2 separate regions of the Mus musculus genome follow, and region 1 is linked to region 2. Evidence: chromatin loops called from intact Hi-C (ENCODE). Cell type or tissue: left cerebral cortex. All regions are shown on one strand. Each heading gives the region's core, and the rest is flanking DNA. Links, peaks and the distances in the headings are about the cores only. Region 1 holds the start of Lurap1l (leucine rich adaptor protein 1-like). Region 2 has its middle 200 kb from the start of Lurap1l.

What was found. Peaks named below come from ENCODE experiments on the same cell type or tissue, not always from the same donor. Only the 100,000 strongest peaks of a DNase experiment are listed, where the experiment ranks them.
Region 1: a loop joins it to region 2, with 3 times the contacts of the local background. A loop is called at or near these places in 1 of 42 quality-filtered maps.

The regions. Positions count from the first base shown.
Region 1 is chr4:80,908,206-80,917,818 of GRCm38, forward strand. Lurap1l (leucine rich adaptor protein 1-like) reads left to right here and starts at 2,481. Exons shown (of 2, transcript NM_026821.5): 1 at 2,481-3,440. The coding sequence starts at 3,150. In left cerebral cortex, for the core only: CTCF peaks have their summits at 2,942 and 3,831 (motif pointing right); DNase peaks (open chromatin) are centred at 2,451, 3,037, 3,170, 3,791 and 3 more places; H3K4me3 peaks cover 2,955 bases; H3K27ac peaks cover 2,188 bases.
Region 2 is chr4:81,107,199-81,116,811 of GRCm38, forward strand. No RefSeq gene overlaps it. Among named protein-coding and RNA genes, the nearest start is that of Lurap1l, 200 kb to the left of the region's middle. In left cerebral cortex, for the core only: a CTCF peak has its summit at 4,336 (motif pointing left); DNase peaks (open chromatin) are centred at 1,355 and 4,304.

The sequences.
Region 1 (9,613 bases), core at 800-8,799, 200 kb before region 2:
AAGTAGGAATGGGCAGGGAGCCGTTAAAAGAGTGTGGTCAGGGTGTGTCTCTCCTTGTCTGCTTTCTTCTCCCTGGTTTCCCTCTTGCACTGCTGGGGACGCTATATCCTGCCCACTGCCCATCTAGATCTCACTATGGCAGCTTATGTCTTATTTCCCACATCAAGGCACGGGCTACTGGCCAACCCTCTCATACATTTCCTCAGAGATACATATATATACATCTTGAAGATGAACAGAAAATGTACTCAAGACTAAAACTTAAAAAATCCAATTTTCAGAAATTTGGAATGAGAAATATCATCATATCAAACCACAGAGAAGAAAAGTCTACCATATTCTATTTTAGGCCTAGTAAGGATTATAGTTCTAAATTGTTCCCCAAACTGGCATTCAAAACATTTCCATTTTAAACAAATATATCATAAGACATCATAAAGAACACTTTAAAAACAACATAACGAAGATTTTCTTTAAATGCTTAAATGTGTTTTACATTTCACAAGAACAAAATGTTAACTATATGCAATCTACTTGTTTGTTTGTTTCCAAACAGGATTTCTTAGTGTATATCCGGCAGTCCTGGAATTTGCTCTGGAGACCAGGCTGGCCTCCAGCTCCAAGATCTTCCTGCCTCTCCCTCCTGAGTGCTGGGATTTAAGGGATCTTCCTCCACCACCCGGCCATCATACTCTTTTTATTATAAGGTCAACTTCTGTCTTAGTTACAGATAGGCACTTCACTGATGATAACTGGAAAATGACTTGTCCAACGAAGATCTAACTAGGTATTGAATCCTTGGGGTTTACTTTGCATTCAGCTCTGAATTGGACTTTGTACAGTTTATAATAAAAAGCTGTCCGTGACTCAAATGAGAAGCGTCCATAATTACATGCCACAGTGCAATCCTCATGCAATGAACTTGTGGTTTGCCAGCTTTCAAACAATGCATGCAGTTTTATGGGAGAGTTGCGATTTAAGTTGGTCCCTCTTTGATTCCATAAATGGTAGTTCTGATTTTGAAATGAGCCACCTAACTTACAACATTTAATTTTTTTTTCCTTTTTTCCTTTTAAAAACAGTTTTAACACATGCAAAGGTCTGGCTTATTGACAAGACAATTTCAGCAACGTTTTCCCTGCCATGAGATATTTCCTTCAGAAAGTCTCTGCTTTTTCTCCTTTTAAGGTTTCTTGGATGTGAAGATGACATGAACAAACTCCAAACTCCATTTATCTATGTTGTTTGGAATGGAAAAGCTGAATGGGAAAGGAGGCCAGAGGAACAGAGGACACAAATGAGTAGGTCCCAGACAAAAAGTATTGGAAATACTTCAATGGAAACCTAAAATTATAGTTTGGTGGGTTGAAAATACTATTCTCAACTCTCACTGACACAAATACAATGTTCAAGCAATCTTATAATCTATGTACTTGTTGCTGATTTACTTGGTAGATGTATTCTAGATTAATGGTTTACAAAGTTGTGGTTCTTCCTAAATAGCAGCAAATTATATAGAAATTATCAAAGAAAACAAGTATGATTTCACTAGTTACTCTCAGAGTTTTTCTTCCATAATTAAAGAGGAATGCTTCAGCAATTTCTTCCATTTAAAATTCTCCTGCCCCCTCAGTATTTATATATATATATACAAACACATACATGCTCTGGTTATTCTGTTCTTCATTTCTGCTTGGGGTAGTATGCTGGAATATTGGCAACACAATTATATCTTCTTGTACATTTTCACTGAACCATTTTTTTCTTAAAATTTTTATTGTTTAAATGCATTTTTTTTTTAATTTTTGAGACAGGGTTTCTCTGTATAGATGTAGCTGTCTTGGAACTCACTCTGTAGACCAGGCTGGCCTCGAACTCAGAAATCCACTTGCCTCTGCCTCTGCCTCTGCCTCTGCCTCTGCCTCTGCCTCTGCCTCTGCCTCTGCCTCTGCCTCTGCCTCTGCCTCTAAGTGCTGGGATTAAAGGCGTGTGCCACCACTGCACGGCTTAAATGCATTTTTTAACATCAAACACATTAATAATACTGAATATTTTGCGAATCAAATAGTACATAAAAATTTGTTCAACTTCACTGAACTATTTATCGATTGAATTTCTCCGTTCTTTGTGGAGTTATTGGGCAAGAATTCTAATGCTATGTGTAATTGGCTTTTAGGAAAGTTGGGGGGGGGGGTGGAAAACGACATAAAATTTAGCCATTCTTCTGCCTCTAATGTTAAAAATGTGTTCTACAGGTTGTAGCTGTCAGGGGACTTCAGCAGGGCAACTTTTAACTTAGTAACCTAATATGGGTATGCTCAGCTGAGGCAGGATTTGCATTTCAGTTTCTTAACATCAGGGTTGGGAAGATTTTGCTGCCCTTCTTGTCTGTGACATACGGTACAGGGGTTGGCTCTGCTTTGGTCCACCTGCCAGTCGAGTTTAAAGTTTCCGAGGCTCGGAGGAACACAATGACTTGGATGAGACCGACTAAAAGGAAAGGACACTGCTGCAGCAACCAGGAAGCCCTTGAACCCCAGCTAAGCTAACCGTGTCTTTTTCTTTTTTCTTTCTAAAATGCGCCTACACCGCCTACACACAGGACGAACCCACTTCTTTCATTGATCAGATTTTTTTTTTTTTTTCCTGACCGTCTAAGATAGTCTGATCCTTGGCGACATATGGCTGGAAAATGAAACGACCCGGGAGTGTGGCCACCTCGTTATTCTGTGTGGTGTAATACCAGATGGGCACCGTGAACCGCGCTGGGATGTGAATGGACAGTTTGAAATGGGAATTTCCCCGCATCGAGCAGGTTCCATTTCTCTCTTGGGTCTCTCGGTATAACGTACTAGCTTTTGCCCTTCTTCTCTGCAGTATCAATTAACTCAACTTGGCGGTGGAGTGGCCAGCTAGGAAAGGAATGAAGCGATCTGGCTAATCTTGCTGGCTGTGGAGCGGCAGAGCCTGAAACTGCAGCCGGGTGCAGATCTGCCGACTGCGCCCGGGGCATGGAGCGCACGGGCGACCGCGGGGACTCAGGCCCGGCCAGAGGAGCCCAGTACTGAGCTCCGGAGTCCGCCAGGCCGCCGCCGCCGCCTCCTCGCGCCCTCTGCCTTTACTGTCAGTGTCGCCCCTCGCAAAGAGTCATGGAAGACAGCCCGCTGCCAGACCTCAGAGACATCGAGCTGAAGCTGGGGCGCAAAGTGCCCGAGAGCCTAGCGCGCTCGCTGCGCGGGGAGGAGCTGGCGCCTCGGGAAGGGGCTGCGGACCCCAGCGGGGTTGGTGGGAGCTGCAGCAGCAGCAGTAGCTGCAGCAGCTTTGCGCCCTCCGTGTCCTCCTCGTCGTCATCCTCCCCTGCCTCTGGCTCTCCACGACGTAGCCACCCCAGCGCCCTGGAGAGGTTAGAGACCAAACTGCACATCCTCAGACAGGAGATGGTGAGTGTGATGCGTCAGAGGCGACTTGGGGACCCGGGGCCTGGGACCCGAGAGGGTGGCACAGGAGCGGGGGGGGGGGGGGGGGGAGAAGCTGGGAGGAGGTGTGCGGGAGCGCGCCTCTGGACTCGGCTACAGCTAAGCTTGAACCCTGAGGACTTTGCTCGGTCACGGGGTGCCCTGGCAGCTCATTCGGCTCTACTTTCTGATAGAGCTACTCCCTGCGCACCACTCTGCAGCTGCCAGCCGCGGATTCTCCCGCACTAGCCTGCTAAAGGCCGGCAGTTACTGCGCGGATCTGGGCCTGCTGTGAGCCGTTTATGTTTTGCCTTGGTTCAAAGGGTGGTTTAGTCCAATGCACTTAGCGCAGAAATGCCTCCCAGCTGGCCGGGAGGTGGCGCGGCGGGGTCCTTGCAGCCTGCTGTAGTTTGCTCTCCTCCACCCTCCCCTTGCAGCAGCTGCAGCTGTCCCAAGGCCACTGTTCAGTAGATTCGCCACAGCTGGTTCTGAAAACAATGGCTCCTCGCCCTTGATGTGCTTGTGAATGGCTTGTTTCACTGTTTTGATCCTGGAGAGCAGGTGACCCCAGCCCAGGGATTTGCTAATGACTGCCTCCTACCCTTTCCTCTAGTTCTCAATCAGCACTTGTTTTCTCTACCATTTCTGTGAACCTCGGATTAGGACAATGGGTCAAGTAGGTCTAAGACTCGTTATTCCGGATGTGTTTACACTAAAGCATTCATTCATTTGCCTTGAGCTCTTGGGCGAGTCTTGGCCTTTACAGATCTCAGTTTGTGATCTTTACAATGATGAGCTGATTGGAAGAAATTATCTCTTTCTAAGCCTTTTGAAGCAAATGGCCACAAACCAATTACATTTTCTACCAACTTAGAGAGGAGGAAAATTTCAACAGGGGGAGGGGGAGTGTTGAAGGGCTTCCTACAAAAGTAGCCTGCTGGGGGTTCACATCTAAGATTCCTTCCATTTTTATTTTCTGTGATAGGGAGACCTCAGAGATAAATTCCAAGCCAAATGACAGTCTTCAGAGATCATGACCTATTAAAAGACTATAGAATATCACTTTAAAGACCCTCGCTAGACCTCTAAACCTGGTCTACTTGAAGCCTTTATGTCTCCCGTAGTAGCTTACCACTTGAAAAGGTTCCACATATTGAAATATATGTATATTTCTACATGTAACTGAATATGTATATATGTATAATATACTTTGTGCATTGCAAATTATTTTTATTATTATTCATATTTCGCTGCCTAAATACATGTTAATCACTACAAATATTTATTACATAGTTACCATGTCTTAGTAAGTATTGAGGTCTGAAATATGCAATAAAAAAATAAAGGAGGTGAGATTTCTTAGACTCTGAGCATCTGAAACATCTACCAAGTTCAAAGTTACTACTGGTCTAGGAAGAGGTGGGTCCAGACCCCATCACATATCAGATAGATTGCATTGAAACAAAATTACAGTTATTAAATAGGAACGAAATAATTTTATAGTTTAGGATCACCACAACATGAGGTTGGACGCATCAGAAAGGTTGAGAACCGCGGGCCTCAGAGGATGTAAAGATGCTAACTCCTAAGTGGGATGACCTGAGTTTGATACCCAGGATTCATATGGAGAATCAGCTCGCACAAGTTGCTCTCTGACCTCCACACAAGCACCGTAGTGTCACGTGCACATGTGTGTATACCTCACAAACTAAATACAGGAATGTAAACAAACAAACAACAACCACAGCAACAACAAACCTTTTCAATCAATGAATGTGTCCATTAAGAGCTTTCAAATCTCTTATGCTTATTTGACTTTTATTTGTAGTATTGAATTCTATAGGATAAGGAAAATTGGTCATTTTCAAGTAAGACTGTCTGCCATACATCTATTTTTCCTAATGAAAATGTCCAAGTTGATAAAAAATTCTTTCAGATATATCTTGCTATTTATGATGATCATGATGTATCAGGGTTTTTTTTTTAATTATTTTTATTTTACATGTATGAATGGTTTCTCTGAGTGAATGTTTGTACCCTGCATTCACACCTGGTGTCCTCAAAGGCCAGAAAACAGTGCTGTGTGCACCAGAACTGGAATTATAGACAGTTGTGAGCTACCATACTGGTGCTGGAAGTGAACACAGGTCCTATGAAAGAGCGACAAGTGCTCATAGCTGCCTAGCCATCTCTCCAGCACTCTGGTATTAATTTCTAAAAGGACAAGTGGACAATCACAACAAACTAATGAATCTGTGTCGTCTCAATGTCTGTAGACTAAGAAAAATGCATGTCATGATCCATGCTTTGGGGTAAACTCTGTGTTCTAATAAAAGTCTCCATTGAGTAAATCTTTCCAACACTGGCTTCATTTAGGAGGCAGAGGAGGCATATTCATTTTAGCTATGCACATCTGCACGCACATGCGTGTAGGTTGACATCACGTGCCTTCCTCCATCCGTCTCCATCTTATGTATTGAGGCATCCGTCGTCCACTTGTCTAGTCTAGCTAGCCAGCTTGTTCACTGGATTTCAGGAATGCATTTGGTGTTTGTGAGAAGGCTAGGAACCCTAGCTCTGGTCCTCATGCTTATGAGGCAAGCACATTTCCCATGGAACACCTCTGAAACATCCCTTCAGCCCTCTGTCATCCCCGTTTATGCTTCCATGGATACCATCTTTTAACCTTGTCTGTAAATGTTGTAGTCATTGCTTTTAGAAATCTAGAAGGTGGTTTGAAAGGCAGAAAGGTGGGTAAAGACACTGAAGTGGGGTAAGAAGCTGTTTCTGGCCAAACTCCTTAATGTTGAAACCCTACTTAACAATTCAAATAGTGTCATGGGTAAGGAAAATATGAATAAAGACATTTGTAAGCATAATTTGATACAAAAGGTAAAAATCTAAGTTTAGAATGTTTTGGGGAAGTAACAAAAATGTTGATACAAACAGTTCTGATTTTGACTTTAGGAAAATTACAAGAGAGAAATGTAGAATTGCATGTGAAATTTATTTTGAAACTGGAGTAGGTACTGAGCTTCTAATACAAAATTTACCCAAGAAGCCTGTGAGGGTTGGCAGCTCCTGGGAGGCAGATGCAAGCAGACTTCTGAGAGTTCCAGGACAGCCAGGGCTACCCAGTGAGACCCTGTCATAAAAAAAAAAAAAAAAAAAAAAAAAAAAAAAAAAAAAAAAAAAAAAAACCCAAAACCAAAAACACAACACAACAAAATATATAGATGATAAACCAAAATCTGCCCAATAGCATTTGGTCATTACTTCTCAGCTCATTGTAATGTGTGTCGTATCATTTGCACCTCAGATTAGACTACAGCAAGGAGGTATTTTCATTCATACTTGGAAAGAGACCTTTTGCCTTAGCATAGAGATGGGTTGAGAATACAGGGTAAGGCCACACAGTTAATTAGTGAATAAAATTATCATTTGAACTTATGGCACCTGACTTTATGTACTGTGCTTTTTACCCACACTGGTCTGTATTCCGGAATTTTCTTTTAAAAATATAGTTTAGCCCTTGTAAATCTGTGATAGCTTAGCATTTTACCTCATAAAATGATAAGAAACTCACAGAACAAGCCCTTGGGATATGTGGCAGGGGTTGTTGTGAATGTGTATTCATTTATCAGTCAGTAATCGTGTGTGTGTGTGTGTGTGTGTGTGTGTGTGTGTGTGAGAGAGAGTCCTGCCTTTGACCTTAGGGAACAAGAACAAAATGTCTTCCTTTTAAAAAGTCAATATTGGGGTTTTTGTAATGGCTCTGTGTGCAAAGGCACTTGATGCCAGGCCTGGCAATCTGAATTCGAGTTTGGATCCTACATGTGAAAAGTAGGTGACTATCCCTAGCAGTAGTCCTCTGGTCTACACACACACACACACACACACACACACACAATGGTACATGCCATTGACCTCAAACATATCATACACACATACAACAATAAGTATTATCTTTAAGAGACTTCCTTGGTGTTTTCTTCCCACATTATATACAAAGATTCATTTTAAACAATTTTCTTAAGATGAGGATTTCATTATATATGACTATATTTTATAATCTAATAATATCAGAAATCTTCTTCCAGTAAGTATAGATCAGTTCTATCAAATTTTGTTTAAATATTTAGTAATCTAGCTTAAAACATACTCTTTCTTTATGAGTTATTCAAAATGTTGTTAAACTACTTCAAAATGTCTGTATTATACTTGTAGCTTGAGAATGAAAACCATTTTCCTAGATTTACTCTGTGGCAAATTCGACATGAAGAAGATAATAGGGGCAATCAGCAGACCATAGGAGATTGAAGTTACAAGGGACCTAATGCATGGTCCTGAGGTTACCTTCCTAGACCAGTATTAGTTACGAAATCAATGTCCTGCTGTGGAGTAGGAGAGGAAGTGACCACGTGGATCCCAGTCAGGGCTCTCAGAGGTGCAGACCCTTGACATCTTCAGGTAGGCTGGAGCCACTGTGAAAGCTGACATGAAAACCCTGGGTCCTGACTTCCATATCTGGAGCCATAGTTTGCAGACTTCTATATGTGTGAGAATAGAAATCTGAAGCTAGTGACTTAGACTTTGTTACTACAACATATCACACACTGCAGCTCGTTGTCAATCTGTGCCTTGGACTAGACACAGATATACATATGGGAGAAAAAGTGGTTCAAGAGGTGGCTCAGCAGTTTAGAGCACTTGCTATTTCTGCAGAGAGCCCTGGTTCAGTTCCCTACACCCACATACATACATGCAGGCAAAACACTCAAACGCATAATAAGTAAATCTAAATTTTTTGAAAGAAAAAAATCATAAATGATACCAGATCACAAATTAAAATGTTTGAAAAATCTTGAAAATAGATTTCTGCTTGACTTTTATGGATACTGGTCTTAATAATTTTTTTTTTTACTATGCCCCCTCCCTATTTTAAATGGTGTCTTTATTTTTGTAATAAAAAAAAAAAAACCTTCAAAATTCCCTTAAAAGCAAGTTTTAATTTTACTAGCTTCACACTTGGCTTTGGGTACACTTCAGTGTAGGCACGGAGATTTTTATGACTTGGTTGCCTCTAGGTAGAAGCTGGGAAGTGGAGACATTTTCCTTAATGAGTTCTCAAGATGGTTGAAAAGATAAAATAGGAATATAATTTGGCCAGAGAATGATTACAAACCAACATGTCAGCGGGCGCCAGATGCTACATTTGAGACAGGGGAGCCTGGCTGTGGGTGTGACTCATGAGGATAAGCCCTCCTGACTCATAAGGTGACCCTGGCAACCATGTAAATTAAGGGCTTAACCTAGGGATAAAGACATGGAGGACAGTTAGTACCCAGCAGTAGCTGCTTCTGTCTTTATGGGCATTTAATGTTAGTATTTTGAATGTAATAAGTAAATCTTCCTTTTTTTAATTTGGATACTTTATTTGTTTACATTTCAAATGTTTTCCCCTTTTCTGGTTTCCCCACTGCAAACTCCCTATCCCATCCTCCTCCCCCTGCTTCTATGAGGGTGCTCTCCCACCCACCTCATCACCCTAGTATTCCTCTACATTGAGGCATCACTCCCACTGATGCCAGATAAGGCCCCTTCAGCTCCTTCATTCCTTTCCCCAACTCCTCCACTGGGTTCCCTGTGCTCAGTCCAATGGTTGGCTGTAAGCATCTGCATCTGTATTGGTCAGGATCTGGCAGAGCCTCTCAGGAGACAGCTGTATCAGGATCCTGTCAGCAAGCACTTCTTGGCATCATTAATAGTGTTTGGGTTTGGTGTCTGCATGTGGGATGTATCCCCAGGTGGGGCAGTCCCTCGGTGGCCTTTCTTTTAGTCTCTGCTCATAATAATTAAATCTTATGAGACATACTTGCATAATGAGTGGCTCTTGCATTGACAGCAGCTCTAATGTCACTTTGCTAGAAGCTCATAGAAGGTAAACATATAACTTGAAAACCTTCCACAAACTAATGTCCGAGCTTGCATGTGTGAGAAAGACTGAGGACAACTCAGGAATCAGTTTCCTACTGTGTAAGTCCTGGGCTTTAACTTAGGTTATCAAACCTGCTAAGCCATGATGCTGGTTCAATAACCTACCTACCTTCCTTCCTTCCTTCCTTCCTTCCTTCCTTCCTTCCTTCCTTCCTTCCTTC
Region 2 (9,613 bases), core at 1,090-9,089:
AAGCTTGTCTATCTTAACACACTTGTACATGTATAGATCCTTAAACAGCATCTGCCACAAAGCACTCTCTTAGTTAAGAGACTTTGCTTTGATATTTCCCACTGAGTTTTAATCTGTTACATTGTCTTAATCATCTGTTTGTTTCATCAACCTGTAAAATAAGCTATAGCTTACAGATCACATAAGAGTAGTTTAATCCCCAAATAATGTAACACCTTTGTAGATGGTATCCTTTGAAGATGTGTTTGATAATTTTATTTTCCTGAAGAATATGATCAAAATATATTTAAATTTAAATGTATAATAAAAATTTTTCATTCTCAACAGGCACATTTGTTATGACTAGCATATTATTCTTACATAATTAACCTCGGCACAGTACTTCTTATAACTTGTTTCTGGTCTTCACAATAGCTGTGCAGTGTACAGAGGCACAGCAAGTAAGAAATCGCTGGATGTGGCCACTGCCCATGGAGAGAAGAAATAGCTTATCAAAAACTGGAGGGCCACCTCCAAACATAGAGGAAGGCAGCTGTTACAAAAACTGGATAGGTTTTATAAGAGTGTGTAGCTGGGAGAGGCTGCACAAAAGCTGAATCAGCCAGGTGGCTGGCTTTGGGACTTCTTCAGACCGATGAGGTGCTGACAGTGGCAGTTAGCAGTGTGCAGCCAGCTGTTATGGGCTTTTGAGAAATACTTTAAGTTTCTGTTTCCTAGCAAAATCTAGCTCAGGTGAGGTTTCAGCCTAGCAAAACCCAGCTCCAGGAGGGGGTCTAGTCATTGCCATCAACTCTGTCATTTTCTGGGCCTGCTTTATGACCTAACATACAGGTTGCATGTTTCCAATTTACACTTGAGAAAAACAAGGCTCAAACCCGATCTCATATTCTTCTGACACAGACACGTCACATTGTTATTGCCATGGCTGCTCTGGTTCAAACCTTTCTTCACTCACTAGGCACATGGAAAGTCAAAAAATAGATCCTCAAACCACCCACTAAAATATAAGATAATTCCTAAAGTGTTTGAGACTTTTGATGAAAATCCTATTAGGCACATTGATGAAATATATGTAAAGTATATCAGTTTCTACTGAAACTTTAAAAATCTTCAAACTAGACACCCTGATGCAATAGCCATATCCATGTTCTAGGAGCACAGCGATGAATGGATATGCAGATCAATTCAAATTTTCAGAAAAATTTGAATTTTTAGACTGAGTCACATAGTAAAAGGAGAATGCCACATAGCCATTCTAGATCTTAAAAACAGGCAGCATTTCAAAAGGAGGTGCGAGGCTAGTTTAGGTTGAAAGAAACGGCTGGAGAAGACACAGAGGACCTGGGAAGAGCCCCAAATACAGTAAGTCGTGGGCAGCTTACACCAGTGAGCAAGACAAAAATAAAACTCTGGAAAATGAATTTGGAGTTCAAGGATAAACTACATGCCTGGTGAGATCAGAATCCACAATAAGAGATTCTCAGTAGTAGGCAAGGATGTGGAGAAAGAGGAACACTCCTCCATTGTTGGTGAGATTGCAGGCTTGTACAACCACTTTGGAAATCAGTCTGGCGGTTCCTCAGAAAATTGGACATAGTACTACCGGAGGATCCAGCAATATCTCTCCTGGGCATATATCCAGAAGATGTCCCAACCGGTAAGAAGGACACATGCTCCACTATGTTCATAGCAGCCTTAATTATAATAGCCAGAAGCTGGAAAGAACCCAGATGCCCCTCAACAGAGGAATGGATACAGAAAATGTGGTACATCTACACAATGGAGTACTACTCAGCTATTAAAAAGAATGAATTTATGAAATTCCTAGCCAAATGGATGGACCTGGAGGGCATCATCCTGAGCGAGGTAACACATTCACAAAGGAACTCACACAATATGTACTCACTGATAAGTGGATATTAGCCCCAAACCTAGGATACCCAAGATATAAGATACAATTTGCTAAACACATGAAACTCAAGAAGAATGAAGACTGAAGTGTGGACACTATGCCCCTCCTTAGAATTGGGAACAAAACACCCATGGAAGGAGTTACAGAGACAAAGTTTGGAGCTGAGACGAAAGATGGACCATGTAGAGACTGCCATATCCAGGGATCCACCCCATAATCAGCTTCCAAACGCTGACACCATTACATACACTAGCAAGATTTTGTTGAAAGGACCCAGATGTAGCTGTCTCTTGTGAGACTATGCCGGGGCCTAGCAAACACAGAAGTGGATGCTCACAGTCAGCTATTGGATGGATCACAGGGCCCACAATGGAGGAGCTAGAGAAAGTACCCAAGGAGCTAAAGGGATCTGCAACCCTATAGGTGGAACAACATTATGAACTAACCAATACCCCGGAGCTCTTGACTCTAGCTGCATATTTATCAAAAGCTGGCCTAGTCGGCCATCACTGGAAAGAGAGGCCCATTGGACACCCAAACTGTATATGCCCTAGTACAGGGGAATGCCAGGGCCAAAAAAATGGGAATGGGTGGGTAGGGAAGTGGGAGGGGAGGGTATGGGGGACTTTTGGGATAGCATTGGAAATGTAATTGAGGAAAATATGTAATAAAAATATTTTTAAAAAAAAGACATTCTCAGTATATTCTCTGTTGTCTTTTTAAAATATTTCCTCCTATTTTACAAATTTCATTTGAAAGAGTAGATTTTTGACTGAATTTTCAGTTAATCAAAAAAGTAAATATACAATGACAAATGTATAGCCACTGTAAAAATGTATAGACACTGATGAGCTTATAGCATGTTAAGACATTCAGGTTTTATGCCACCCACTGTTTTTATAGTTCTATACATAGCACTTTTAGTTTGATAGCAACGCACAAACATAATATTTAAAAAGTGCACATTGACTACTCAAGGAATCTTCCCGTTAGAAATTGTAGGTAGAGGGAAACAGCCTTTTAACTAAAATTAGTTTCATGAGTTAACTCTAAAGAAAGCATGCCGTCACTCAAACTAATAGGACTTAATGGTTAAATTGAGAACTAAGTTAAATGTGCCCCCCCCATCCCGCCCCCATTTGTTATACTGTGTTCTGCCTCTCTGCCCAGATTCCGCTGATGGGAAGAAGGCAGAGCAGAGACCAGAAGAGAAAGTAGACAACCCGTGTTTCCCTTAGGCAGTACATCCCTGGTGTACTGCCTAGAGAGGGAGTCAGGAACAGAGATTTAGATCTATACTTCTCCTTAGGGCATGTGCACACCAGTCAGGAAGGAGGAGGCAGAGCCGGAGACAAGCAGGGATCCAGTCTGATTGGAAGAGAGTGACCAGTACCAGGAGAGGTGGGAGAAGAGCAAAGCTACTTTTGGGAGTCATAGGCCTGGCTCTTTTCGACAAAGGGCTTCCTGTGGTGATCTTTAATGAAGTAGCTCTCTGAGATGACCCTTGCTTGTTCATATTGCTTTATTTGGGGTGGATGTTGGAGCACACACTTTACTCAGGGTAACCAGGGATTCTATACATCTTGGGGGAAAGGAATGAGAATATCCAGGAATCGAAGGCCATTGGCTGAAGGCTAGGGCTACCTAGATGCCTCATTAGCATGAAGAAGAATTCCAGGTGCTATGCTAAGTGACTGACTGCCCATGGTTCTCTCAGTTGTGTCTCCTGGTTGTGTGTTCTGGAGCAAGTACAGAGATAGGAAGTGGCTCTATTCCTGCCATTCTCAAATCTCTGAGATTCTCCATGTTTGAGCTTGCTCAGCCTTACCAGTTCTTCTTCCTGTCTGGTAGCATGGTCCCACAGGCCTGACACCCCTTTCTCTTTGCCATCACTTTTGCTCCCAACTCCAACCAGTCTCTTGTAACAAATTAGAACATAGATTACATATTTTTAAAAGCCCAATTATTCTTAAACCTTTTGTATTTATTAGTATAAACATCCCAATCATGCCGACCAATGAGTATATTCCAATAAGCACACATTTTAGCTTGCCAGCCATAACTTCATATCATTCCCTTATGAAAATACAAACAAGGAGAAACAATACAATCATGGATGCAACTGTTAGTCTACTTTAATTTATATTGTCCAGGTATAAGCAATTGAAGCCGAGCATCACTTCTTGAAGTCAAATGCCACATCCCTGTGCCTTACGATGCACATTTCAAATGGAAATAAATACCAAGAGAATCTGGTAATTGGGTGTGATTCCACATATTCTTATTCTAGCAAAGCAAATCACAACAGGGGAGTCCTCCAGGCCAGAAAGGATCTGAAAAGCACTTTGTTGAACGGGTTTCTCTGTTCCTTCAGCCTGAGTCATTCCCACTGTCTTAGCTTTGCTGCCCTCCTCTGGAATTCTTGCATTACCTGGTTCTCTTTTTCAAATGACATGGAATTCGTACCTGATCTGTGGTTTTTTTTTATCCAACTTCTGATTGAAGAGGGCACTCTGTAATCATCACCTCTCATCCCTGTGTTCTATTCCATAATGACATGAGTAGGCTATTTTATGTGACATTTGTCCCTGGTGAACACTCCAGAAAACTGTTTTTCAGAGTATTTCTGTAAAAAGAGAACTTGACTTTTTAACCCTTCTGTTAGGACACATCTTTCCTCCTTGTATTTTACCTAATAATTATCTTCTATTCTCTTAGCTACTACTTTCATTTTTAATTACATCACAGTTATTGATCAATATATTAAATATGTTCAATAGCTTCAATGATTTTGAAAATTTTTATTCTATTGAGTTGTATATTTATTCTGACAATTTTTTATAGACTGTCCAAATCTATAACTTGTTCAATAAGATAACGCATCTATAGCACTTAGATCAGGGATAAAAAGAATATGAGCATTGTGTTCCATGAAAAATGAAATGATGGCATAGGAATAATATTACCTTGGTAGCATAGAACTTGTGGGAATGACCAACCAGAAATGACTAGTCTAACTTGATGTTCACATGACAAGAGAGTGTCCATGCCTAACAGTCCCTGGATGGCCAGGTACCTCAGGCTCAACAGGCAGAGATCTAGGATAAAACTAACATGACTGAAAGAAAAAAAATCAAAGTAAATGGAATGATTCCTAATGATATCTTGCTATATTCACAGATGTGTGCCTAGGCCAATCATCAATAGAGAGGCTTCATCAGCAACTGATGGGAGCAGATGCCTAGAATCACAGCCAAATACTAGGCAGAGTCAGGGAGAACCCTGCAGAAGAGAGGGAGGAAGGATTCTAGAAGCCAAAGGGGTCAAGGACATCAGCAGAACACAGCCCTCAGAATTAACTAAGCAAGGCTCATAGGGATTCACAAACACTGAAGTGACAATCACAGAGTCTGCATGGGTCTGAGCTAGGTCCTCTGCATTTATGTTATGGTTAAGTGCACTGGATACTCTGTAGAGGGCCCAGGTTCAGGTTCCGGCACTCACATGGCTGCTCACAACTGTCTGCACTACAGTTTCAGAGGAATCAATCCTGCCCTCTGGTTTCCACAAACATAGCACATATGTATAAATACATAGATACAAGTATCCATTCAACACCCAAAATATAAAATAATATACTTAACACATCTTTAGTAGCCCTGGGTAGCTAACAGTTATCAAATAGGACAAAGCAGTCCTAGACCAAAATGCCAGGCATAAAAGTCCTAAATTAAAATTGCCTATTAACCTTTAGAGCATTCTAACTTTGGTAATACTACCTGAATGCATATGTGTAAGTTTCATCTCAGAGAAGTTTAGTAATTCATGCATCTGCTCTCAGCACTTAGAAAGCTAAGGCAGGGGCATTGCCTCAAGCTTGAGGTCAGTTTGTACTATGGTATGAGATCTTTACACAAGACAACAGAAGAAGAAGTCTCATTTCAACTTTCTGTATCCAGAGGAATTTTGGGATATTGGTGCTTCTGCATGTATGTGCTGATGCGTGTCAGTGTGCCGACAAAGTGCAGCCATGCTGGGTACTTGTTGTCAGCTTGATGCAAACTAGTATCAGCTGGAAAGGAGGTGCCTCCTTGGAGGAACCGCCTCCGTCAGATTAGCCTGTTGGTATAACTGTGAGCATTTTCTTCATGATGGTTGATGTGGAAGAGACTAGCCTACTGTGCATGGTGCTATCCCTTATCAAGTGGTCCTAAGTTATATAAGAAAGCAAGATGAGCAAGCCATGGGGAACAAGGCAGTAAGTGGTGTTCCATCATGGTCTCTGATTTTGGTCCAGTTTTGGCCTCCAGATTCCTATACTGTGTTTCTGCTCTGACTTCCCTCAATGATGGACTATGACGTAGGGATTGTTAGATGAAATACACTCTGTCTTACCCAAGTTTTTATTTGGTCATGGTGTTAATGACAGCAGCGGCAAACTGGGATGATAACACATAAGCTTTGTTCTTCTCAGGAAACCTATGAAATCTCATTGGCACTTTGAGCCATGGCAATGCAATTCTCTTTGAAGAATGTAATTGTCCCTTCCCATCTCTGGTGCTGGTAGGAACCCCAGTGAACCTTCTTCAGGAAGTGCTCATTCTCTTGATCTCCCAACTTTGAGTAAAGATTGGCTAATAATTGCCAGCAACTCCATGGCTAGGAGTGGGGGAAATAGGTCTGATGACACCTTTATCCCGATATCACGCTGTCTCCAAGTAGTTGGCATTGTAAGCATTACCAAGAGTTGGATTAGCAACTCTTAGCAACTCATTAGCAAGAGACTGAAGAAAAGAACAATTTAAAAATAACATTTTTAAAAGTTTTCCTTTTAAAATTATAATCCAAAACACAGGGAGTAGTGAAGTAAAAATCCACAAATTTTATTTTAGTAATATTTTCAAAACATGTATTATCAGAGTTAAAATATATCAAATATACTTATAATATTGAACTTACACATACACAAATATGCAGGCTGTGCACACACAGTGGTGTGTGGAGGGGTATGGGAGTTTGCCTGGTAAAATTCTGTCAATTGGTACTTCTGGCTGGTTATATTTGATATTTCAATTTTGCACATGTACATTTTTTCCAATATTAATTCCTATTAGTTCTTTGACACCATTTTGATTATATTCAGGCCTTCTTCCCTCAACTCTTCTGAAATCCACCCCTTTCCCTAACTACTCACCCAAATTTGTGTCCTGTTTTTTGTTTTTCTTTTAAGTATTCAAGACCAATTTGTGCTGCCAAAAAATTATGGCTTCCCCCGCCCAACCCACACTGCAGTGTGTTAGTTTGAACACTTAGGGAAAACAGTCTCTCCCTTTCTCAGGAGCTAATCATTACCAACACTCCATGGCTAGGAGTGAGAGGAATGGAGAACTCCATTTTTCACACTGGGACTTGATCTGGGTTTGCACAGGTTTCGTGCATGCTGTTAAAATTCCTGAGTGCATATGTGTAGCTGCCCAGCTGTGCCCAGAAGATACTCTTTTCCTTGCGGTCATCCATCTCTGGCTCATACAGCCTTTCTGTCCCTCTTTCTGCAGTAATCCTTGGGAGTAGGGTTGTGGTGTCTATGTTACCTTTAGGGCTAAAAATACTGCTGTCTCTTGGTCTCTTCACCTTTGCCAGTGGTTGTCTCTACTAATCACTATCTACTACAAATAGAAGTTTCTCAGTGAGGGTTAGCAGATACATTGATCTATGTATAATGATAAGTCATTAGGAGTTGGTTAAACACTATGATTATTTAGCAGCATGGTAGTAGTAGGTTCTCTCTAGGACATGAGTGAGACCTGGCTAGCCATAGATGCTTGGATTGATTATAGAATGAGGTTTCATTTTCTGGAGCCAGTTTTAAATCCATTCACAAAGTGATTGGTTATTACCACCATGTTCATTGAATTAATTCATGTGAGAATTTCTTATAAGTCAGTCATTATTATAGCTCACAAAATTCGTAGCTTGGTATTATTATTTTTATTAATATATACCTGTTATACTTATAGATGAATTAAAGTGCTTTCATAAGCATGAAAATATATTTGTATCTGTACGTGTTTGTTTTTATGGGGTTTATCTTTTCAAAATCTATCCATTACAAAACCAAGAACAACCATCCACTCACTTATCTCTCACCTCTTTTTGCATTCATGACTGCAGATATGATTATCGGCATTGTGGTCCTAAAGGTCTCAAACCCCCATTATTTCTGCTATTGCCTATTAACTACTCATTTTGATTTCTACCAACTGGTCTGTAACAAAATACTTCATGTTTCAATATTATGTTCAGAGTGCTTCTCTACTTTGTCTTTCCTCTGATTTTGTGTGTGTGTGTGTGTTGGGGGGATGTGCAGTAAGTTAGTATTAAATCTCATCTGTGAAGCACAGACTTCTAGACACAGTCTCATGACTGGATGTGACAGGGTCTTTGTGCCCAAACTGACTCCAGCTAGCCTTCTGTACGTATTCACACAAGAGACACATATGGTATATATACATTAATGTCAACTTCTTAACATGATTTTAAACATTTTAATTTCAAATGTAATTTGACCTGTTTATAGTAAAGAGTGAAATAAGAGTAAAGAGAAACCATCTCTTTAAAAAAAAAAAAGTGGAGAATCCAGTACTACCCAGGCACCAGGATATAGACATCATGTTCTTCGGTATCTCCCGTTTAGCCCTGTAGTGACCCCAACAGTCCTACTCAGTGAGAGATAATAAGCAATAGCTCGAACTGAAAGGTAAACTTCATCAATGACAACAGAAGCTGGCATCAGTTCGGCTTGAAACAGCTTACTTACAAAGATTCATGGGCGCAGATTTTTCACTTAAAATGTAATTGGAGATAGCATTCAATATGTACCATACACGATGGAGCTAAATGCTAAAATTCATAGTTCATTCCAACTCCATTATTCAACAAAATTTGACATACCAGTTATATTTACAGATGTTCTATGCCCTGGAGATTTGACTATGATCAATCCCTGCCCCACCAACACACATGACTTTTCAGTGAAGGGGAATAATAAAACATTAAACAATGTTCTGAAATCATATGGGACAAAGGACTTTGATAATAGAGAATGACTGGTAGCCACTATCCACCTATCTATAGAAGAAGTCACTTTAGAAGGCAGTGTTGAACAGAGAACTGAGTGAAACCACGGAGCAGGACAGATGTGTGGGAAATGAGCATAAAGAGTCTCAGCAATTGACCCATCCTAATACATGGCTCAGCTGAACCTGGGCATCTCTTAAAAGATTTCACATTTCAACATGTAAAGATTGTCTTCATAACTGTCCCTTCCAGGCCATATACTTCACGGAGGGAGGACTCTTCAGCGTTGACAGAATTGAAATATTTCATACTGCCAAGAATCCCGTGAATGATTTGATACAATATGTCAGTTGCTCACTGGTCTGACAGATGATGTTGTAGAAAGTGGCATCAGGAAGAACAGAACGTTAGCAGTCTCTGTGGGAAGATGCTCACGGGGCACATAACGCGCAGAAACCACCAGGAAGTGGCAGGACCATTTGCTCTTTCTAGTTTCCAGAATAAAGCAGCTGCTGTTTACCAGGCTTGGTGTGCTCCTGAGTTATCTCAGCATTCTGCAGATGAGTTTGTTCATTCTTGGGGTGTGTGGGGGGCAGACAAACTCAGTGTTGCAGAGAAATAAAG